Regions from separate parts of the Homo sapiens genome. Here regions 1, 2 and 4 are each linked to region 3. The links are chromatin contacts, found by Hi-C or POLR2A ChIA-PET in ENCODE. All regions are on one chromosome and are shown on one strand. The core of a region is the stretch at or near the end of the contact, and the rest is flanking DNA. Distances in the headings are between cores, read along the strand shown.

What was found. A loop is a pair of places that touch in the nucleus more often than their neighbours do. ChIA-PET counts read pairs that join two places held with the same protein, here RNA polymerase II (POLR2A).
Region 1: a map of gastrocnemius medialis shows a loop between it and region 3 (2.4-fold over the local background). The contact joins the enhancer-like site here to the promoter of HERC3 in region 3. A Hi-C loop is called at or near these places in 1 of 168 maps with a recorded cell type or tissue (gastrocnemius medialis). POLR2A ChIA-PET finds 5 or more read pairs at or near these places in 1 of 52 experiments (T-cell).
Region 2: a map of endothelial cell of umbilical vein shows a loop between it and region 3 (2.7-fold over the local background). The contact joins the enhancer-like site here to the promoter of HERC3 in region 3. A Hi-C loop is called at or near these places in 1 of 168 maps with a recorded cell type or tissue (endothelial cell of umbilical vein). POLR2A ChIA-PET finds 5 or more read pairs at or near these places in 1 of 52 experiments (activated CD4-positive, alpha-beta T cell).
Region 4: POLR2A ChIA-PET joins it to region 3 with 12 read pairs in PC-9. The contact joins the enhancer-like site here to the promoter of HERC3 in region 3. POLR2A ChIA-PET finds 5 or more read pairs at or near these places in 3 of 52 experiments (CD4-positive, alpha-beta T cell, OCI-LY7 and PC-9).

The regions. Positions count from the first base shown.
Region 1 is chr4:88,236,117-88,242,208 of GRCh38, forward strand. No RefSeq gene overlaps it. Among named protein-coding and RNA genes, the nearest start is that of PPM1K, 45 kb to the right of the region's middle. Within about 2 kb of position 4,280, at least 3 of the 41 ENCODE cell types and tissues checked have a DNase peak (open chromatin) inside an H3K27ac peak, as active enhancers do.
Region 2 is chr4:88,105,478-88,111,194 of GRCh38, forward strand. It overlaps ABCG2 (ATP binding cassette subfamily G member 2 (JR blood group)), which reads right to left. Exons shown (of 16, transcript NM_004827.3): 10 at 1,707-1,789. Among named protein-coding and RNA genes, the nearest start is that of ABCG2, 50 kb to the right of the region's middle. Within about 2 kb of position 2,134, at least 8 of the 41 ENCODE cell types and tissues checked have a DNase peak (open chromatin) inside an H3K27ac peak, as active enhancers do; they include endothelial cell of umbilical vein, where a contact is called at or near this core.
Region 3 is chr4:88,590,509-88,596,389 of GRCh38, forward strand. HERC3 (HECT and RLD domain containing E3 ubiquitin protein ligase 3) reads left to right here and starts at 1,972. Exons shown (of 26, transcript NM_014606.3): 1 at 1,972-2,066; 2 at 5,049-5,106. RefSeq lists silencers at 1,478-1,537, 1,708-2,267, 2,588-2,997.
Region 4 is chr4:88,960,468-88,966,020 of GRCh38, forward strand. The region is part of intron 4 of FAM13A (family with sequence similarity 13 member A); the gene reads right to left. Among named protein-coding and RNA genes, the nearest start is that of FAM13A, 94 kb to the right of the region's middle. Within about 2 kb of position 3,629, at least 4 of the 41 ENCODE cell types and tissues checked have a DNase peak (open chromatin) inside an H3K27ac peak, as active enhancers do; they include PC-9, where a contact is called at or near this core.

The sequences.
Region 1 (6,092 bases), core at 3,030-5,529, 350 kb before region 3:
TTTTGGAATAGTTTGAATAGGATAGTATTTGTTTTTCTAGCAAGTATTTGGTAGAATTTAGCAATATAGCCATTGAATCCCAGGGTTTTTCTTGCTGGGAGATTTTTCATTACAGCTTTAATCTCATTACTTGCTATTGGTCTGTTCAGGTTTTAGATTTCTTCATGGTTCATTCTTGGTAGGTTATATGTGTCTAGGAATTTTTTCATTTCTTCTAGCTTTTCCAATTTATTGGCATATAGCTGTTCATAGTAACCATTAATGATCCTTTGAATTTCTGCAGGATTGGCTGAAATGTCTCCTTTTTCATCTCTGATTTTATTTATTTGGGTCTTCTCTCCTATTTTTTTTTCATTTGTGTGGCTAAAGGTTTGTCAATTTTGTTTATATTTTCAAAAAATCGGCATTTTATTTTGATCTTTTGTATTGTTTTCTTCATTTCATTTATTTCTGCTCTGATCTTTATTATTTCTTTTCTTCTACTACTTTTGGGTTTGGTTTGTTCTTGCTTTTCTAGTTCTTTAAGATGAATCCTTAGGTTGTTTATTTGAAGTTTTTCTTCTTTTTTGATGTAGGCACTTACAGCTGTAAACCTTCCTTTTAGTACTGCTTTAGCTGTATCCCATAGGTTTTGGTATGTTGTGTTTCCATTATCATTTGTTTCAAGGAAGTTTTAAATTTTCTTTTAATTTCTTCATTGACTCAGGAGCATATTTTTAAATTTTCTTGTGTTTTGTGTAGTTTCTAAACATTCCTCTTGTTATTGATTTCTAGTTTTATTGCATTGTGGTCAGAGAAGATGGTCCATATTATTTCATTTTTTTGAATGTTTTAAGACTTGTTTTGAGGCCTAACATAATCTATCCTTGAGAAAGATCCATGTGGTGAGGAGAAGAATATGTATTCTGCAGCCACTGGATGAAATGTTATGTAAATATCTATTAGGTTCATTTGGTCTATAGTGGAGATTAAGTCTGATCTTTCTTTGTTGATTTTCTGTCTGGAAGATCTGTTCAATGATGAAAGTGGGGGGTTGAAGTCTCCAGCTCTTATTGTATTGGATTCTATCTCTTTAGTTCTAATATTTGCTTTATATATCTGGGTGCTCTAATGTTGGTGCAGATATATTTCAATTGTTATATACTCTTGCTGAATTGACCCCTATATCATTATATAATGACTTCTTTGTCTCTTCTTAGAGTTTTTGTCTTGAAATCTATTTTGTCTACTCTTTTTTGGTTTCCATTGGCATGGAATATCTTTTTCCATCCCTTTCTTTTCATTCTATGTGTGTCTTTTTAAGTGAAGTGTGTTTCTTGTAAAGCAACAGATCATGAGATCTTGTGTTTTCATCCATTCTGCCACTCCATGTGTTTTTATTAGAGGGTTTAGTTCATTTATATTCAGTGTTATTATTGATGAGTAAGGACTAACTCCCACCATTTTGTCATTTGTTTTCTGGTTGCTTTTTCCTCCTTTCATTCCTGCCTGTCTTCCTTTCAACCAAGATAATTTTCTCTGGTGGTATGATTTAATTTGTTGCTTTTTATTTTTTATGTATCTGTTGTATGTTTTTTGATTTGAAGTTACTGTGCAGCTTGCAAATACTATCTTATAACCCACGATTTTAAGCGGATAACAACACTGCTTGTTTAAACAAACAAGCAAAGAGAATAATAAAGACCAATAGTCTACTCCTTAATTTCATCTGCCAACTTTTAAACTTTTTGTTGTTTCTGTTTATATCTCATTTTACCGTCTATGTCTTGAAAGCTTGTTGTAGTTATTTTTTTATTGGTTCATCTTTTTAGTATTTCTACTTAAGATTGGAGTAGTTAAGTCTACACTTACAGTGTTATAATATTCTGTGTTTTTCTGTGGCGTTACTATAATATTACCAGTAAGTTTTGTACCTTCAGATGATTTCTTCTTGCTCATTACTGTTCTTTTCTTTCTGATTGAAGTACTGTCTTTAGCATTTCTTGTAGTACAGGTCTAATGTTAATGAAATCCCTCAGCTTTTGTTTGTCTGGAAAAGTATTTCTTTTTCATACTTGAAGGACATTTTTGCCAGATATACTATTCTAGTGTAAGAGTTTTTTTACATAAGCACTTCAAATATGTTATGCCACTCTCTCCTGGCCTGTACAGTTTCCACTGAAAAGTCTGCTGCCAGACTTATTGGCACTTCATTGTATGTTACTTGTTTCTTTTCTCTTGCTGCTTTTTGAATCTTTCCTTTATTTTTGATCTTTGGGAGTTTGATTATTAAATGCCTTGAGATGTTCTTCTTTGGGTTAAATCTGATTGGTGTTATATAATCTTATATTTGGTTATCAATAACTTTCTGTGGGTTTTGGAAGTTCTGTGTTATTCCTTTGGATAAACTTTCTATCCCTATCTCTTTCTCTAGCTCCTTTTTAAGGCCAATAACTCTTAGGTTTGCCCCTTTAAGGCTAATTTCTAGATCTTCTAGGCATACTTTATATTTTTTTATTCTTTTGTTTCCTCTGACTGTATATTTTCAAGTAGCCTGTCTTCAAGCTCACTGATGCTTTCTTCTGTTTTGATTTATTCTGCTGGTGAAAGACTGATGCATTCTTCACCATGTCAATTCCATTTTTCAACTCCAAAATTTCTGCTAGATTCTTTCTAATTATTTCAATTTCTTTGTTAAACTTATCTGACAGAATTCTAAATTCCTTTTCTGTGTTATCTTGAATTTCTTTGCATTCCCCCAAACAGCTATTTTGAATTATCTGTCTGAAAGGTCATATATCTCTGCTTCTCCAGGATTGTTCCCTGTTCCCTTATTTAGTTCATTTGGTGAGGTCATGTTTTCCTGGAAGGTCTTGATGCTTGTGGATGTTCATTGGCGTTTGGGCATTGAAGAGTCAGATATCTATGGTAGTCTCTGCACTCTTTCCAGGCATTTAAAAAGACTTGGGTGTTGAGATCTAAGACATATCTACATTAGGGGGCATCTCAAGCCCAGTAACACTATGGTTCTTCCAGACTCATAGAGGTACTGCCTTGATAATCTTGAATAATATTTGGAATAATTCTCTGGATTACCAGGCAGATTCTTGTTTCTTTCCTTACTTTCTTCCAAGCAAATGGAGTCTGTCTTTCTGTGATGAGCTGTCTGGAGCTGGGGGTGGGGTGACACAAGCACCCCTGTGGCCACCACCACTGGGACTGAGTTGGGACAGACCTGAAGCTGGCACAGCACTGAGTCTCACCCAAGGCCTGTTGTAACCAGTACCTGGCTACTGCCTATGTTCACTCGAGGCCCTAGGGCTCTGCAATCAGCAGGTGGTAAAGCCAGCGAGATTTGTGTCCTTCTCTTCAGGGCAGCAAGTTCCCCTAGACCCTATTCTTTTCCAGAGATGCCATCCATGAACTAGGGACTAGAGTCAAAAATCTTAGTAATCTACCTGGTGCTCTATTCTACCACAGCTGAGCTAGCACACAAGTTATGTGACACAGTTATTTCTACGCTTTCCTCACCTTTCTACAGGCAGAGGAAACTCACCCATGGCCATCACCTCCACAGGCCCAAGGGGAGTGCTGCCGGGCTACCACCGAGGTTCACTAAGGCCCAAGGGCTCTTCAGTCAGCTTATGCTGAAGGCTGCCAGGTCTGGGACTCACTCTTCAGGGAAATGGTCCACCTTCTGGCCCAGGGAAGGCTTAGAAATTCCATCTAAGAGCCAAGGCCTCTAATTAGGGGCCCCAAGAGCCCACTTGTTACTCTACCCCACTGTTGCTGAGCTGGTACCTAAGGTGCAAGATCAAGTCCTCTTTACTTTTCCCTCAGCTTTTTTCAAGCAAAAGGAGTCTCTCACCATAGCCACCATAGCTGGGACTGTGCTGGTTCACATCTAAAGCCAGCATATCTCTGAGTCTTACCCAAGGCCCATGGCAAGTACTGCCTGGGTGCTGCTGCTGATTATTCAGGGCCCAAGGTCTCTTTAATCAGCAGGTGATGATTCCTCCCAGGATAGGTCCTTCCTTTCAAGGCAGTGGATTCCCTTCTGGCCTAAGGTATGTCTAGAAATACTGTCTGGGAACTAGGGCCTGGAATGGGGGCCTAATGACCCTGACTAGTGCCCTATCCTACTGCGGCTGAGTTGGTATCCAAGTTGCAAGACAAATTCCTCTTTACTCTTTCCTCTCCTCTCCTCAAGCAGAAGTAAGGCTTCTCCTTTGCAGCTGAGGGCTGTGCTGCCTGGTGTTTTGGGAGGGGTAGTGCAAGCACTCCTGTAGTTGCCCTGGCTGGTGTCTCAGTAGGTCACATGTCCCTCATGTCCACTGGCTACACGCCCAACTCAGCACTAAGACTTGTGTAGGAGTTGCAGTCCTTATTGCCTAAACTGCCTTTCAAGTTTATTTAGGGCCCCAGAGCATTTTAGGTCATAATGATGAGACTTGCTGGAACTCAAGTTCTGACTGTTGGGATGGGCCATTCCCCTCTGGCTAGGGCTAGTCTCAGTGCTCCCTCAATGGGCAGGCATCATTTGAGTTCAGCCCAGTTTTGCTTTCTGTTGTGACAGGGCAGCTTTGAGTTCAATGCCTCTCACAATCACTGCACTGTCCCTCTCCCAAGTGCACAGATTCTCTCTCTGCACCTACGGCCATCGCCAGAGGATAGGGGTGGGGTGCCATCAGCAATTCAAGACTGTCTTTCTTGCCCTCTTCAGTGCCTCTGTCAGCAATATGAAGTTAAAACCAGGCACTGTGAGTGCTCACCTGATTTTTCATTCTTAGGAAGGTGCTTTATTTTATATTATTTCTTTCATGACTGCCTTGCCTGAAGAAAGATGCTTTTTATGTATAGATAGTTATTAAATTTGGTGTTCCTCTCTGGGGACAATCAGTGGAGCCTTCTATTCACCCATATTGCTCTGCCCTCTCTCTCTGATTTTTTTTTTTGTTTTTTAAAAAATGGGGTTTCACTCTGTTGTCCATGCTAAAGTGCTGTGGCATTATCACAGCTCACTGCAGCTTCAACCTCCGGAGCTCAAGCACACCTCAGCCTCCCAAGTAGCAGGGACCACAGGTTTGCACCACCATGCCTGGCTAGTTTTTTAAATGTTTGACATTTTTTATACAGATGGGGTCTCATGTTGGCCAGGCTGGTCCCAAACTCCTGGGCTAAAGCAATCTTTCCACCTCAGCTTCCCAAAGTGCTGATATTACAGGCATGAGCCAATGCACCTGGCCAGGGTTTTGTAAATATGAGGATCATTTTTTCATTTGGTAAGACTCCCTCTTTCCTCATGGTAGTATTTGCACTTTAAGTATCCCGGAAGAGAAAGTACAAAATGCCAATAACAACATAGATAACTCTTTAAAATAAACATATTTTAATCACACAACATAAATCTACATACATTTGAAATATGTGTGAGATTATTCTTTTTCCCCCCAGAAATGGGGTTTTGCTATGTTGCTCAGGCTGGTCTCAAACTCCTAGCCTCAAGCAATCCTCCCACCTCAGCTTCCCTAGTAGCTGGGATTACAGGCATGCCCCACTATACCTGGCAGATTATTCTTTATTCCAGGTAGAAACCAAGTTTAGACAAACCTTGGTATGAAATTTCTGCCATTTCTGTGGATATATCTAAACTTCTTTTATTATTTATTTGTTTATTTATTTATTTATTTATTCATTTTTTGAGAGAGAGTCTAGCTCTGTTGCCCAGGCTAGAATGCAGTGGCATGATCTTGGGTCACTGCAACCTCCACTTCCTGGGTTCAAGCGATTCTCCTGCCTTAGCCTCCAAAATAGCTGGGATTACAGACATGCACCACCACACCTAGCTAATTTTTATATTTTTAGTCGAGACGGGGTTTCACCATGTTTACCAGGCTAGTCTCGAATTCCTGACCTCAGGTGATCCACCTGCCTTGGTCTCCCAAAGTGCTGGGATTACAGGCGTGAGCCACTGCACCCGGCCTAGTGATACACTTAAAAGAAGTTCTGATACAGCTATAGAGGTGGTAAGACTTTTATTCTAAGATTTTTTCTAAACAAAATAAAGCTAACCTGCAAATACAGTTTTAAAGATAATTAACACATATTGAAAG
Region 2 (5,717 bases), core at 884-3,383, 480 kb before region 3:
ACACAATACAGTCGATAAAAAGTCCCCTCATAAAATGAGGTTTTTAAGGGTCCACTGTGACTGAAACTAGGTAAGGATCACAACACTAACAAAAGTGCTAACCATATAACAGGAAAAGCTGAGTCCCACCCCCATCACACCCCTAAGTCAAACATATATATTTAAAAAGTGACAGAAATTAGCTCACAGGCAACAAAAGAAGAAATTGATCAATTGGACTACATCAAAGTTAAAAATGTTTATGCATCAAAGGACACTATCAATACTGAAAAGACAACCCACAGAGTGGGGAAAAATATTTGCAAATTATGTATCTGATAAGGGATTAATATCTCCTCAAAAATATAAAGCACTCCTACAACTCAACAACAAAAAAACAAACAATTCAATTTTAAAATGGGCAAAGGACTTGAATAGACATTTCTCCAAAGATCCAATGGATCTCTACTATTTAAAAGGGAGAAAAAGAAAAGTGTTGGTAAGGATATGGAGAAACTGGAACCCTTGTGCACTGCTGGTAAGAATGTAAAATGGTACGGCCACTGTGGAAGACGGTATAGTAGTTCCTCAAAAAAATTAACAGAATTACTATATGACCCAGAAATTCTAATTCTGGGTATATATCCGAAGAATTGAAAGCAGGAACTAAAATAGGGTTTTTTTTGTTTGTTTTTTTAAGAGACAGGGTCGAACTCTGTCACCCAGGCTGGACTGCAGTAGTGCAATCATAGCTCACTGCAACCTAGAACTCCTGGGCTCAAGCAATCCTCCCACCTCAGCCTCCCGAGTAGCTGGGACTACAGACACATGCCACCACACCTGGCTGAAAGAGATATTTGTACACCTAGGGAGCACTGTTTACAACAGCCAAAAGGTGAAAGCAACCCAAGTTTCCATCTATAGATGAATGGAAAAACGAAATGTGGTATGTACATACAATGGAATATTATTCAACCTTACAACGGAAAGAAATCTGACACATGCTACATGAATGAGCCATAAAGACAACATGCTAAAGGAAATGAGTCAGTTACCAAAGAATATCTACTGTATGATTCCACTTATATGAGGGTCTTAGAGTAGTCAAGTTCAGAGACAGAAAGTAGAATGATTGCTGCCAGGGGTTAGGAGAGGCAGATATGAGATGGGAAGTTATTGCTTAATGGGTACAGATATTCCACTTGAGAAGACAAAAAGAATTCTAGAGTTGGATGGTGGTGATAGTTGCATAACAATGTAAATGTACTTAATGCCACTGAACTGTACATTTAAAAATAATTGGGCCAGGTGGAGTGGCTCACGCCTGTAATCCCAGCACTTTGGGAGGCCAAGGTGGGTGGACCCACCTGAGGTCAGGAGTTCGAAGCCAGTCTAGCCAACATGGTGCGACCCCGTCTCTACTAAAAATACAAAAATTAGCTGGGCGTGGTGGTGGATGTCTGTAGTCGAGGCTACTTGGGAAGCTGAGGCAGGAGAATTGCTTGAACCCGGGAGGCGGAGATTGCAGTGAGCTGAGATCGCGTCACTGCACTCCAGCCTGGGCAACAGAGCATGACTCTGTCTCAAAAATAAACTGACTCATCCTACCCTCAATAAAAGAATGACATTTACACTATACTTGTCTTAAATTCAAATTCTTAATGGATTTCAATAAGCTTGAAGAAAGTAACAGCATTTTCTGAAAATCAAGATCCAAATTTACTTACCTGTTCTGGATTCCAGTAGAATCATTTTTTAGCCCAAAGTAAATGGCACCTATAACCAGTCCCAGTACGACTGTGACAATGATCTTTTCAAAAAGAAAAATGCAAAAAAAGGGGAAGAGTTTCAATTAGAGATAAAAACTTATACACACCATTTATTAGTATAATATATGGTTACATAATCAGATCTCTCCATTAAGATAAACACTCAATGGCTTGGCCAACGTCCCTGGGAGAAAATAAAACAGCATACATTATTTAGACTGCTTCCTAAGTTAAAAATTAAGTTATCTGTGCTTTGGGGAGAGTGGTAGGACACAAAGCACACTGCTGGAAAAGCTGGACTTCCTCCCATTGCACCACCCAGCAGTCAGTTCAGGGTCTGCTTCAGGTTACTGAGCTTGTGAATACCACACAGGATAGCAGAGCAATGCAAGTATGTAGCAAAGCAAAGTCCAAGTGCCTAAGAGTTTTGACCCTGAACTGAACTCTCAACCTTTGTGCCAATGAACATGAGTCATTTTATATTTCAAGAGGTTAAAGTGAAAACAGGATATCTTTATTCTTAACATTAAAAATAAATAAAAATTTTAAAGCACACATTAAAAAAATTCTAACAATGGAATTTTGCACAGTGAGGAAATAGGGGTGAGATGGAGCCTGCCTATCCAACCTCTAGGGAGTCCATGCCTGCACTGGAAAAGTGCATTGTCACTGTCACCAAAGCATTTGGCCGGCTTTCTCTGTGCACACACTGCATGCTTCCACTACCCATCTCCTGTCACTGCTTCCTCATCGCTTCAGCCAGTGAGGCCTATAGCCAATGCTGCAGACCTAAGCTGCCAATTCTTTGCTGTTCTCACCTATCTTCACCACTCAATTGATTTCTATAGCTCCTAAGGAGACTGGACAAACACCAATCTTGTTTCTAGGATAAAGGGTCTCTTAAGGACACTTCAATAAGCAAAGGGTTAATTTAAGGGTTACGTTATGATATAATTTATCTGAGAAAATCCTATTTATATTTACTCGTGAGTTAAATATTAAAAAACAAGAAATGGGCTGGGCGTGGTGGCTCATGCCTGTAATATCAGCAATTTGGGAGGCCGAGGGGGCAGATTGCCTGAACTCAGGAGTTTGAGACCAGCCTGGGCAACATGGTGAGACTCCGTCTCTACTAAAAAAAAACACACACAAAAAAATTAGCCAGGCATGGTGGTGTACGCCTGTAGTCCCAGCTACTCGGGAGGCTGAGGCACAAGAATCACTTGAACCCTAGAGGTGGAGGTTGCAGCGAGCCAAGATCATACCACTGCACTCCAGCCTGGGCGACAGAGCGATACTGTCTCAAAAAATAAATTGATAAATAAATAAGAATAAAAAAATAAGAAATGGTAATCTAAAGAAGACAAAATATCCTACCATATCTTGGAATCTTCAAAGTTAAAAAAACAAAATCTCAATACTGCAACAGTCTAATGGTATCAAGATTTAAAGTAACTGATCAAGGACACTTTTGGCATGAAGCAAACCGAACTGCAAAAACAGTACCATCATCTGTGATAACTAGTTTGTGAAGAACCTAGTCTGGAAAGAACATTATTCCAATGTTTCTACTTATGAGCTGTCTTTTAAAATTCACTTAGAAATTTTGGGGGGAAATCCATTATGCTGGCATATTTTCATTACCCTCAGAATATACTTCAACAGACCAAGCTTCCAAAATAAATGCAGATGACTGTATCAACAGGCATGCATGAATGTGCATACAAGAGTCTACGTTTTCACACAGTAAAACTTTTAAGAATATTCAATTCAGGATTTTTTTTTTTTTTTTTGAGACAGTCTCGCACTGTTGCCCTGGCTGGAGTGCAATGGCGCGATCTCGGCTCACTGTAACCTCCAGCTCCCAGGTTCAAGCAACTCTCCTGCCTCAGCCTCCCAAGCAACTGGGATTACATGCGCCCACCACCAAGCCCAGCTAATTTTTTGTACTTTTAGTAGACACAGGGTTTCACTATGTTGGCCAGGCTGGTCTCGAACTCCTGACCTCATGATCTGCCCGCCTTGGCCTCCCAAAGCACTGGGATTACATGCATGAGCCACCATGCCCGGCCCAGACTTTTCAAACTAAACATTCCAAATGCTTTGTCAAGTTTTCATTCAAACTTGTTATCTTATACTAACACTGAGTATTATGATTAAGATGTTTCCTAAAAGTTTCAAAGTTCTAAAAATGTTTTCAAAGTCAGCTTTCAAACATATTGACAAAATAATCAATCCCGTAACCTTGGCATGCTTTTATAAGGTGTGTCTGTGTTATTCTTTCTGGCATTAAAGAAAGGAAAACAAACAGGCAAACTAAACAGTGCACAATGGAGTGCACAGACCCCATCTGCTTCCAAGTTGAGCTGTTCAGAAAACCCTTGGCACCTTAAATGAACATGCAATCTTCTCATACAGATAATCCATTCATTCTAAGATTTTCCAAATACAACCTTTGGAAGATGCATTATCAGAGGCCAAGTTTGAATCATGTAAAGAAATAACTAGTTCAAGCCAAAGTGCAGCTGTAAAGCAACAGATTCAAGATTTATCAGTAGAGAGTCATAAAACATTTTAACAACTCAATTTTCAAGAACTCAGAATTAAAACAACATACAAAATCATAAACCCTGAATCAGGAATCATTAAGCTATAGCCCACAGGTCAAATAGGGCCAGCCACCTATCTTTGTTCACCTATGAGCTAAGAATGGTTTTTTACTTTATTTTTTATTATTTTTTAGAGACAAAGTCTCACTCTGTCACTCAGGCTGGAGTGCAGTGGTGTAATCATAGTTCACTGCAGCCTCAAACTTCTGGTCTCAAGCAATCCTCCCACCTCAGCCTTTTGAGTAGTTAGGACTACAGACATGCACCACCACACTTAGCTCATTTTATTTATCATTGAATAAAAAGTCAAGAATAATAATATTTCTCACAATATAAAATTTATATAAAATTCAAATTTCAGTGCCAATGTATAATGTTTCATTGGAATAAAATGAAAGTTACCTTTTTTTTTAAGATAGGGTCTTGGCCAGGCACAGTGGCTCACATCTGTAATCCCAGCACTGTGGGGGACTGAAGCGGGTGGACCCACCTGAGGTCAGGAGTTCGAAGCCAGCCTGGCCAACATGGTGCGACCCTGTCTATACTAAAAATACAAAAATTAGCTGGGCATGGTGGCGGGCACCCGTAGTCCCAGCTACTCGGGAGGCTGAGGCAGGAGAATTGCTTGAACCCGGGAGGCGGAGGTTACAGTGAGCCGACACAGCACCACTGCACTCCAGCCTGGGCGACAGAGCATGACTCTGTCTCAGAAAAAAAAAGGGGGTCTTGCTTTATTGCCCAAGCTGTTCTCACACTCTTGGCCTCAAGCATCCTTCTGCCTTGGTCTCCCAAAGTGCTGGGGTTATAGGCAGGAACCACTGCATCTAGCCAGCCTTTCGTTTATTATTGGAATACTGCCATGTTCATTTATTCATGTTATGAGCTTGGCTGCTTTCACACTAAAACGGTAGAGCTGACTACCTGAGACAAACACCACCTGATCTGCAAAGCCTAAAATATTTACTACCTGATCCTTTACAAAAAAAAAAAATATATATTGCCTACTCCTGCCCTAAGCTAATATTCCAGTTTTTCACAAATCGAAACAAAACTTGTCCTGCTAAGCAGATGCTCAGGGAGATACAAGGTCCTATTCTTAATCTAAGAGACTGCCACTGCTCTGAACATGGCTGGAATTCCTTTTGTGAAAGTGAGTTCACTGATGAGGCAGGGAAGCTAAACCTAGAGGCACTAGGCCAGGTGTTAGCATTGGAAGGAAGCCCAGTATCAAAACATGCAGAATCTCAGTGTGTGAAAAACAGCTCTGTGTTCTAATTATGCCCTCTCCAGTATTGCCACATAGGCGATTTGGACAAGACATTTATAAACCATTTTTTGAAGCAAGATAATTCAAGTTATT
Region 3 (5,881 bases), core at 722-3,221:
AGTTTGCGCCACTGCACTCCAGCCTGGGCGACAGAGCGAGACTCCGTCTCAAAAACAAAAAACAAAAAAACAACAACAAAAAAAGAAAAACACTTGAGCCATGGGCCAGACATATCAACCCAAACACTGATTGATTACAAACCTCATATGTGACACCTAACAATAGGATCTCTCACTTTCTCCTTTGCAAGTACCGGACTCCTTCGTCTTCCTACCAGACTCCTCTTTGGGCATTTAACCAGTTCTTTTGCCAACAGCATCTCTAAATTGGGATTGCATCTTTGTAATAGACTAAACTTTTGTGAAACTGCCACATATCTGGAATATAAGTGAATTGTGTTACTCTTGTCCCCAGTGTTTCTTTTTTCCTTTTTCTTTCTTTTTTTTTTTTTTTTGAGACAACGTTTCATTCTGTTGCCCAGGCTGGAGTAAGTACAGTGGCTTGATTTCAGCTTACTGCAACCTCCGCCTTCCAGGTTCCAGTGATTCTCCTGCCTCAGCCTCCTGAGTAGCTGGGACTACAGGCGCACACCACCCTACTCGGCTAATTTTGGTATTTTTTTTTGTAGAGACAAGGTTTCACCATGTTGGCCAGGCTGGTCTCGAACTGCTGACCTCAAGTGATCCACCGGCTTCGGCCTCCCAAAGTGCCGAGATTACAGGCATGGGCCACCGCGCCTGGCCATCCCCAGTGTTTCTAAACGTGTCAAGTGTGATCCAAATTTCAAAGGTTTGGATTTTTTCTTAGATGACCTGATAACTTAGATTCTGCTTTTTTAGCTTTCTTGTCTCAGTGTACTGGACAATTTGCATTATTTCACGGAGGGCTCAACACTGTCAGTCAGCCAACAACGTCTCATCCCCAGGATACACCACTCCTTGAAACTTTCTTTTCTACTTGGTCAGTCTGTTAGGTTCTCAGGACGAGCGATTGCAGACCTGAGGTGATTTGAATGTCCTTGGTAAGAATCTATCCTCAAAGGGCCTTCCTGCTTCAAATGCCAGGTTATAGAAATTCTTCCACTGGGAGAGTTATTCCTTTGGATTAAAGCAGTACCGTGCCAGTGTTCTGCATTTTACATTTAAGGGGGGCAGACACATGAAGTCACCTTTCTGAGGTTTTCTGCAAAAGATTAGCTGTGGATCAGATCAGGTCTAGGGCAAGTATGAAAGCACTAGTGACCTTGGGGAGGGGGAGGAAGCTCTGGGATTCGGCGCTAGGGAAAAGTGGAAGAGGACAAACTTTTAAAAAATCCGTTACTGGGTATAGGCCACAGAGTGTCTTTCAGATTACAAGATTTTAAGATCTGGTGCTCAGACTCTTCTTGCTATGCTCCCCCCGGGTCCACCCTCCAGCCTCCCCCAGGCCCGCCTTTCTTCCGCAGCCCCGTGCCGGTCTTCGATCCCCACCTCTCCAGAAGAGCGCCGGCGGCTGCCGCGTACCTCCTTCCCCGCCTCTCCCACCGCGCAGCGCCGCGGGCCGGCGCCGCGCTTCCTACAGTCCTACGAAGGGGAGTAAAGCAGAAGACTAGCGCACTCTCCCTCAATTGTCACCCTCCAGCTTTTTCCCCCGTGCCCAAGGCTTTCGGTCACCTCTTCATAAATAATAAAAACCAGAGTCCAGAACCTGAATAGGCAACCGCTGATCGGTCCAGCTCGCTTCCCCGCCAGTGAAAAGCAATCTTATTTCAGCGTCAACGCTCTATGTCTTGCAGTCCGATTTCGGCTGACACACCCGTGCCGCTGTCCCCGCGCCGGGCCCTCGAGTCCTGTCACCTCGGGCAGCCTGCGCCTGGCTCTGGGGCCTGGGCCTCTCCCCTCCTCCTGCCCGCGGACCTTGCCGCCCCGCCTCCAGCCCGTGCCACGGCGGCCGCCATTGGCGCGGGCCCATCCCAGAACGGCGCCCATTGGCCCGGTGCGAAGCCATTCACCCAGCGCATTCCGCCGCCCGCAGGCTTGCGGGGAAACTTCCTTATTATTGTGACGCCGAAAACGGAGAAACCCCGGGTCCGGCGAGAGGGGCTGTGACAGTCGGAGTCCCAAGCTGCGGTTCGGCTGCTGCCGAGGTGCGCAGGGCGGGGGCCGGGGTTCCAGGGAGGGGGGTACGGCGGAGCTGCAGCCGCGCTGGGCCGCGTTCCGCCTGGCACTGCAGTCAGCGCGCGGCTCCCGGAGGGGCGGCTGCGGCTCCTCCCGTGGCTCCGGCGGCGGGGGCTGCAGGCACCTCCAGAGACGACCTGGGTCTGGGGCGCGGGGAGGTTGGGGCGCGGCGCCCTTAGTACCCTGCGTACGCCTCCCTGGCGTTCTCGTGGGCTCGCCCTCCGGTCAGAGAGCCCCGCGCCGGGAAAGGCGAGACAAGCCTTCAAAATGGGAGCGCCTCCCGCCCGCGCTCGGCCGCCCTCCCGCCCTGCCGCCCGGGAGGAATTGCGACGCAGAAAGTCAAAAGGAGGATAGTCCCTATGCTCGCCCCCTGCCCCTATTTAAATTCTGGGGTTCCAGGGACCTCCGTGCAGTGAGGGGCGCGGACGCTTTCAATTGAAATGGGAGCTGGCGAGGCCCTGGCATTTTGGGGAACCTCAGCGGCCGCGAGGAGTTTGCGCCGAGGACGCGGTGCACGGCGTCCGCGATGACAGCGCCGGCAGGGCTGCGGGGCCCGGCACCACCCACTTCGCGGAGGCCGGGCCGGCTCGCCTCTCCCGGGTCCGCCTCCTGGGCGGGGCCGGGGGCGAGGGTGTGTGCGGACACGTGTGTACGGGTGTGTGTGTGTGTGTACGCCGACACGTCGGTGCGGACCGACGCGGGGGTGTCAGGAGCTGGGACGGCCGGGGGCAGGTGAGACTTGAGTCATTTGTGAATGTGTGGAGTGGGCAAACCAGGGCAACCAGACCGAGAGGAGCATGTGTAACCTGAAACAGGTGAGCCTATGGAGACAGTACCTAATGCGACTGTGCACGGAATATGTGTATGCAGCATGAGCTCCAGGGAATAAGTATTTGAACTTTGCTGTTGGTCTGTCACTGTTTCTGGCTGCTTTCTGATTGCATTTTACATCAGCTTTCAAATGAGCTCAATTAGGAAGTACCTAATTCAGAGAAAAGCCTTCCAGGATTTTGCTTGCATTCATCACGCATAGAATGCTTTGGGAAAGACGATTCAAGAGCTCTCTTCCATTTGTATGTGTCTTCTGGCTCTTTCCACAAATAAGAAGCTATTTCTAGAACCTTTTATTTGATGATTAGATAAGATCAAGTGAGCTGATTTTTCAACTCTAGACTTGAGAGAAATGAAAAAATAAAAAGTTTTAAATGCGGTGATCGGGTATCATGTTTTAGTCGGCAGATTACTGTGAAGCTCTCTCCTTTTGTACTTTCCTTTACCCTGGGGGAGGAGGGAGTAGCATTATAAATCAGAAAAGCAAAGTACATGGATTGCATATCCTAAAGCAAAATAATTGAATTACATATTTTACATCATGGTCGTACCGCCTTCGAGGCTAGGAACTTTCTGTAAAAAGTATAATGCAGGGAACAAGGAGGACAGGTTAGAAACCTCTTTGGCAGAACTCCTTTGGCATGAAAAACAAAATTAGCACATTAGCACTAGCATCCAGTTCTTGTTCAGTAAGTAGCTGGAGTTTACTTTTTGAAAAAGAAACAGGGATTTCAGAATGTTCCATGTTGTGTGCTTGAAGCCATTCGTTATAGCATTTCATTCTGAAGACCAAATTTAAATTTCTTAAGATTTGTATGACCAATTAAAAACTTTTTTTATACTTAATGAGAGTAGTAGTACCCCTACTGGAGACACAAGATAGTTATGCTTCAGTTTTATAAGTAAAAGTACTATTCTCCAGATCGAATGGGATTTTCTGCATAGAGAGGTAGAAATAAAGTTATGACAATATCTTTTCTTTCGAGATGGGGGGTCTCGCTCTGTTGCACAGGCTGGAGTGCACTGGTGCGATCTCGGCTCACTGCAACCTCCGCCTCCCAGGCTCAAGCGAATCTGCCACCTTACCCTCCAAAGTAGCTGGGACCACAGGCGTGCACCACCATGCCCAGCTAATTTTTTGTAGTTTTTGGTTTCGCCAAAAGACGAAACGGGGTTTTGCCATGTTGCTCAGGCTGATCTCCAACCCCTGGGCTCAGGCTGTCCACCCGCCTGGGCCTCCTAAAGTGCTTGACAAAAATATCTTAAAATCATGGAGGACTTTTTCTTTTGAGATACTTTAGGTATCTCTCTGAGATGATCTCTTCTCATTTTGCATGATGGAGGATGTGGTAATGAAAAGGGAAAGACCGGGTGCAGTGACTGGCTGGGCGCAGTGGCTCACACCTGTAATCCCAGCACTTTGGGCGGCTTGAGACGGGTGGATCACTTGAGGTCAGGAGTTGGAGACCAGCCTGACCAACATGGTGAAACCCCTTCTCTACTAAAAATAGAAAAATTAGCTGGGCGTGGTGGCGGGCGCCTGTAATTCCAGCTACTTGGGAGGCTGAGGCAGGAGAATCGCTTGAACCTGGGAGGCAGAGGTTGCAGTGAGCCGAGATCGGCCACTGCACTCCAGCCTGGGTGAAAGAGCCAGACTCTGTCTCAAAAAAAAAAAAAAAAAAAAAAAGAAAAGGAATGAAAGGAGACAGTCTTCATAACAGTTGTGGCAAAACAAGCTGCTATGTGTCATACATGGAAAAATAAAGAAAATAGACAAAATTTAATTATTTTCCAAAATTTTCTCTAACAAAAATGGGAGATTTTAAAGTAATTCCATTTTTACTACTCCCTATCAAATGTCAGGAATTTTTATAAGGTGATATCTATATCTCTAGTTCACTTTTAGAGGTGATTGATGTCTTTATAACTGGTTAGAGGTTATCTTACTGGTATTTAACCAAACTCCTGTCTTGAGATACAATGCGTGGGGAATATTCAAGATTGAGTAATTTAAAGATATTCTTATTTTCAGAGGTTAACTCCTGTCTTTTTGTTTACAGTAACATGAAGACACAACAGAGTTCCATACTAATGTTATTTATTATTTCTTTAACTTGCAGAACTGCAAGGTGTGGAATATTTCTGGCTTCTAGTCCAATGCCAAGTGTGTGACCTGTGGTGAGTTACTTAATTTTTCTGGACCTCAGTTTTTCATCTTGTAAATGGAGTCCTTTACATGCATTATCCTGTTTAATACTCTCATCAACTCAAGCTAGGGTAGCTACCTAGAGAGGGACCTAAACAAATCTCAGTGCCTTCCTGCTGCTCTAAGATAGTGAAGAGAACAAGGTGAGCCCAAGAAGTAGGAGACCTGGTTTCTGGTCTCTGCTTCAAGCACTTAATTCTTTTTTTTTTTTTTTTTTTTTTTTTTTGAGAGGGAGTCTGGCTGTCGCCCACGCTGGAGTGCAGTGGCGGGATCTCGGCTCACTGCAGGCTCCGCCCCCCGGGGTTCATGCCATTCTCCTGCCTCAGCCTCCCGAGTAGCTGGGACTACAGGTGCCCACCACCTCGCCCAGCTAATTTTTTGTATTTTTAGTAGAGACGGGGTTTCACTGTGTTAGCCAGGATGGTCTTGATCTCCTGACCTCGTGATCCGCCTGCCTCGGCCTTCCAAAGTGTTAGGATTACAGGCGTGAGCCACCGCGCCTGGCCAAGCACTTAATTCTTAGTGGACCAAAGTTACTTGGCCTCTGAAGGCCTTAGCTGCCATTAAAATGAATTTAGGAATGTAAGTCTTTTGCTTAGAGGTTAGATCAAATGGACTTTTAATAAGGTGGTAAATTTGATAATATAACTCTGTCCCCTTTAGACATTTACTCCATTTAGAAATAGTACTTGTTGGTGGCAGGGACATGTGTTTCTGTGTAAGTGAACTGGTTTTATTATTACTCAG
Region 4 (5,553 bases), core at 2,379-4,878, 370 kb after region 3:
GTAATCCCTTGGTTCTACTTCTTCAGTATCATCTCCTTCAAAGAAAGAGAAAATACACAAAAGTGCACAACAATAAACTGAATTTTTCCGCCACAACAACAAAACCTCATTTGAAGTATTAAGATGACTATGTAAGCACTCTCAGCAAGAGGAGAGAAGAGAAAAGAACGAAGAAGCTAGTAGTTAGTAAGAAAGACACAGAGGTATCCTCAATTCCCTTTTTAAACTACAACCCAAATGTAGGGCTTCCTTTTAAGTGTGACAGGCATTGTCTTTTGCAAAGTTGCTTCCTGAATAGATTTACAGGAAGCAGCTTTGTTTTACCATTGCTGAAAACATGTAACAATTTACATTTGCAAAGCAGAAATTGTGCAAACCCTAACAAAAGCAACAGTTACTAATCAGAAAAACATCAACTCCAGTGAGAGGAAAATTCATAAAGAAACTTTAAAAAAATTATATTTATGGAAATTGATGACTTGCCTCCTTAAGAAGCACAGAAAGTGCATTTGTATTAATTCTTAACACTTTTTAAAGAGGTGCCCTCTTACAGTTTTTAGACCAAAAGTTGATTTTTAAGCCACGATTTAGAATTCAGAATGGACTTTCTAATAAAAATAGTGATAGAAATGGTGACTAAGTTTGAATGTTGGCCTAGAACAATCAATAAAAGCCATAAAAGTTTTGAAATACTCTTCACTTGAAATGGAAAAACAAACAACACAGAAAATATAGTTGCAATGAAAGCTTTAAAACAAAATACACATTTAAAAATAGAATAAGTTTACCTATAATTAACTCATTCACTGAACAAATAATACCTATATTTGCCAAGAAAAGAGATACATAAAAACAAATCCTCAGCTTTGTGGAATTTGCCTTTTTTTTTTTTTTTTTTTTTTTTTTTTTTTTTTTTTTGAGACTGAGTCTTGCTCTGTCATCCAGGCTGGAGTGCAATGGCATGATCTCAGTTCATTGCAACCTCCACCTGCTGGGTTCAAGCAATTCTCCTACCTCAGCCTCCCAAGCAGCTAGGACTACAGGCGTGCACCACAATGCCCGGCTAATTTTTTGTATTTTTAGTAGAGACGGGTTTTTGCCATGTTGGCCAGGCTGGTCTCGAACTCCTGACCTTGTGATCTGCCCGCCTCAGCCTCCCAGAGTGTTGGGATTACACGCGTGAGCCACCTTGTCTGGCCAGAACTTGCCTTTTAGTGGTGTGTGGAAGAAGCAGTAGGGAACATAAAATAAATAAATGTATGACATGATAGATGTTAACTGTATCTCATAGACAAAGACTTGAGGGTCTAACTCAACAGAAAGTTTTGGGATTCAGTTCATGTTAAAGGGCTGCAAAAACAGCTTTTTATTTTAATGTGGTTTAACTTCACTTTTATGGATTCTTTTAATCTTATATATAGCAGGTATTTTATCAAGCCATGGAAAGTGAATGGGGAAAAATAGGTTAAGTTCAATTATAAAAATTATAAAAACGATTAAATTCAATTATAAAACAATAGAAAATTAGGGAAATGGAGGGAAAGAGGGAAGAGAGAGAAAGGGAAAGAAGAGAGTCAGGGAAAGAAGGTAACTAGGTAGGAGTCAGAAGAGAGAGTGAATGGCAACAGTAAAAACCAGACCTCATAAATATGTACAATTATTATTTGTCAATTTAAAAAATAAGTAAAAAAAAAAAATGAAATGAAATCTCAGCAAAAATGTCACAGAGGATATTTGAGTCTCCTTTTAATAGATTTCAAACACAATGTTATCACATTAGTAGAGACACATGAACTATATGGATTTTAATACAAATTACTTAAATATTTCACAAAAAAAGAGAAGGAAAGGATGAACGAGATTTAGGAAATTCGGAACAAGCATTTGCATGAAGGGGATTTACTAAAGGAGAGTCAACCAATTCAAGGTCTGTGAAAGTGCAAGGATAAGAGAAAAAACTCAGCATTTACACAATTTTCCAAAGAGGAAAGAAAGGAGGTGGGAAAAACAGAGAGTTTCACAGAACAGGGAGTTTGGCTGCAATCTGAGTAAGGGGTGGTCAGCTGCAGGGAGGCTCCAGAGTGGTGGGAGCAATGGGTTGCATGGTTTATCAACCAGGAGTCACTGCTATTTGGTGGGCGGGGAGAGCGAGAGAGAGAGCATATGTGTCAACTCAAAGAGTCATCTAATAAACTGTGTGGACTTTAATTTCATCACATGACTAGAAGTTAGTGAAATATTTGTGGGATGTGCACCACTCAGAACACACATCAACCTTTCTGGCCACTGAAATGTGAGTGCATAATAGTCCCAAATTGACAGCAATCTAAATGTTCATTAAGAAAGAATTAGGTAAATTCCAAAACATAAGGGAATACTATGACAACTACTACAACAGTGGTATAAAGATTAACGTTAGTTGACATGGAAGATGTTCATGACATATTATTTAAATAAGATTAGTAACACAGTAGCATGTATGAATATTTCCTATATGTAAAAATGCATTTTAATTTCTGTGTAGAGATTTCTAAAAGGATGTTCAGAAAAATATCAATGGGTCACTAGGTGACTTTTACTTTTTTTCTTTTTGCCTTTTTGGGTATAATTTTAATTATTTACAAGAAGCAAGTATCATTTTTATGAAACTAATGTTACTTAAAAAAAATTTAAAATTGATGAGGTTATATGCTTCTGTGAAGCTTAACAATGTGATAACGGTGTCATTAACACACCCAGACCCAACAAACAACTTTTAATAAGATATTCCCTTGCTTTACAACAATGGGTTGGCCACCCAAAGAGAGATTACTAAGAGTTTCATTTAAAATCTTTTTTTTTTTTTTTTGAGACTGAGTTTCGCTCTGTCGCCCAGGCTGGAGTGCAGTGGTGTGATCTCAGCTCACTGCAACCTCCATCTCCCAGGTTCAAGCGATTCTCATGCCTCAGCCTCCCTGGTAGCTAGGATTATAGGCACCTGCCACCATGCCCAGCGAATTTTTGTATTTTTATTAGAGACGGGGTTTCATCATGTAGGCCGGGATGGTCTCGAACTCCTGACCTCAGGTGATCCACCTGCCTCGGCCTCCCAAAGTGCTGGGATTACAGGCATGAGCCACTGCACCCAGCCCATTTGAAATCTTTTTAGTAGGGATGAGATAATACCTCTATAGAATGGCTGCAAATTTCCCTGGAGTAATAAGACAAGGGTCTCTTTTCAAAGACTTTTAAAAACCACCACAATTATATTTAATAGCTCCTTGTTTATATATTTTAGGGACCAGTCTATTAGTTGCTGCTAAAACTTATAAATAATATGGTAAGATACTTGTATTATTTGAAACATACTATACTCAATTTAAGAGTGTTTCAAGCTTGCAGGCACCCACTTTACTTAAGTACCAGTGTAAACAGGTCAGCTGATGGGTGTGTCACTGAAGAAATGAATGTTCAGTGTAAACAGTTTGGGGTACAGTACACTCCTCAGGCAGGTCCCACTGAACAATAGCACTAAAGAAAAAGAAAAGTTGTAAACAACTCCCCATGCGCCAAAAAACTCAACAGGTTTGACTTCATTTAACCCAAGCAAAAACTTCTGAACAGTCAACATAAAGTAGCTGCAATCTGCCTAGTTAGATTAGGCAATAGGATGTAGTCACAGAGTGGATCTGCATTTCTTTCATACGGCTGAGAATAATGAGAAGAGTTAACTTAATGTATATGTAAACAGCTGGCTCAATTCAGTCCAAGAAATATTTACCAAACACTTATTGCTTTCTTTGCCTGTGGGAAGTACTTCAGAGAATACCATGGGTAAGGGCAAGATAGCCTCTCCCCTAAAGGAGCTTATATTATGGTATAAATAACATAATTAATAGAATGTTTCTATAAGAAAGATACAAACTAATGCAGGTAGGTCATTGTGTATTTTTGGAGGTAGTCTGTTGTTTTGGGATTAAAAAAATATTATTAGGAAAGACCTCCTAGAGGAGGTAGTATTTGATATAGGATTTAAGGACTGGGTAGCATAATTATTAAACTAGATTTTTCTGGAAATTTTTTTTTTTTTACACAGCACCATCTAGTCATAATGAATCACCACACTAGCACATAATGAATCATAAACTAACATGTAATGAATCACCAAACTAACATACACTCTGCTCTTTTTTTTTTTTTTTTTGGAGTCTCACTCTGTCACCCAGGCTGGAGTGAAGTGGTGCTACCTTGGCTCACTGCAACGTCCACATCCCTGGTTGAAGTGATTCTCCTGTCTCAGCCTCTGGAGTAGCTAAGATCACAGGCACGCACCACTGCACCCAACTAATTTTTGTGTTTTTAGTAAAGACAGGGTTTCACCACATTGGCCGGGCTGGTCTCGAACTCCTGACCTCAAGTGATTCGTCCGCCTCGGCCTCCCAAAGTGCTGGGATTACAGGCGTGAGATACCGCGCCCGGCCCACTCTGCTCTTCTTGATAAGACAAAATATATAATAGAAAATCTAAAAAGATATATTTGTGTGCTGGTATTAGTTTTCTTAAGGCCTCTTCTGACATAATGGGGGGAAAATCACACAGTACAACTCTACATCTTTTACGTCTTCTTTCCTTTTATAATTGAACAGGCAAGACTAAGGCAAGACCTTACCAAATATGATAAATGGTACAATTTGAGCAGCTGTAGCATTCCTGTTACAGACAATGAGCATTAGGCCATTCCTCACCAAGTGGAAGAAACAGTGCCTTTCACTGAGAGAGAGACATAGAAAGGAAAGGCATCTGCTGATTACTCATGAACTATATAAGGTGATCCAAAGTAGACTCTGGGTTTGTTGCTGTGCAGACAGCACTCCCAACTCTAGGATGGTCCTCTATCAACAAGAACACAGCAGACTTCTCTCAATTAAACAAAATGTTCTTCTTTACATTACAAAGGTCAGACATCGGGACAGAATGGAAAGCAAGTATCAATCCACTTAAAATCTCATGAAGGAAGAAAAAAATGTTCAAATCACAAATTTTGTGATTTAAATACTGAATACCTAAAACACTGAAAAGAAACCTGAAAACAGGCAAAACTATCTTATATGTAGTTTTTTTAAGTTAAAAAAAAACAAGATGAAATTTGCCATCTTAATAATTTTTAAGCGTAGAGTTCAGTAGTCTTATTTATATCCACATCGTTGTATGACAGATCTCCAGAACATTTTCATCTTGCAAACTTAAACTCCATATCCATTAAACATATCTCCTTTTTCCACTCCCCCAGCCCCTGCTAACCACCATTCTACCGTTTCTGTGAATCTGACTACTTTAGATACTTCATATAAGTGGAGTCATACAGTATTTGTCTTTTTGTGACTAGCTTAGTTCACTGAGCATAACGTCGGCAAGGTTCGTCCATGTTGTAGTATGTGACAGGATTTCCTTTTTGAGGCTGAATAATACTCTCTTGGTTGTATATACTACATTTGTTTACCCATTCATCCATCCATGGACACTTGGATTATTACCATCTCTTGGCTATTGTAATGCAGCTATGAACACAGGTGT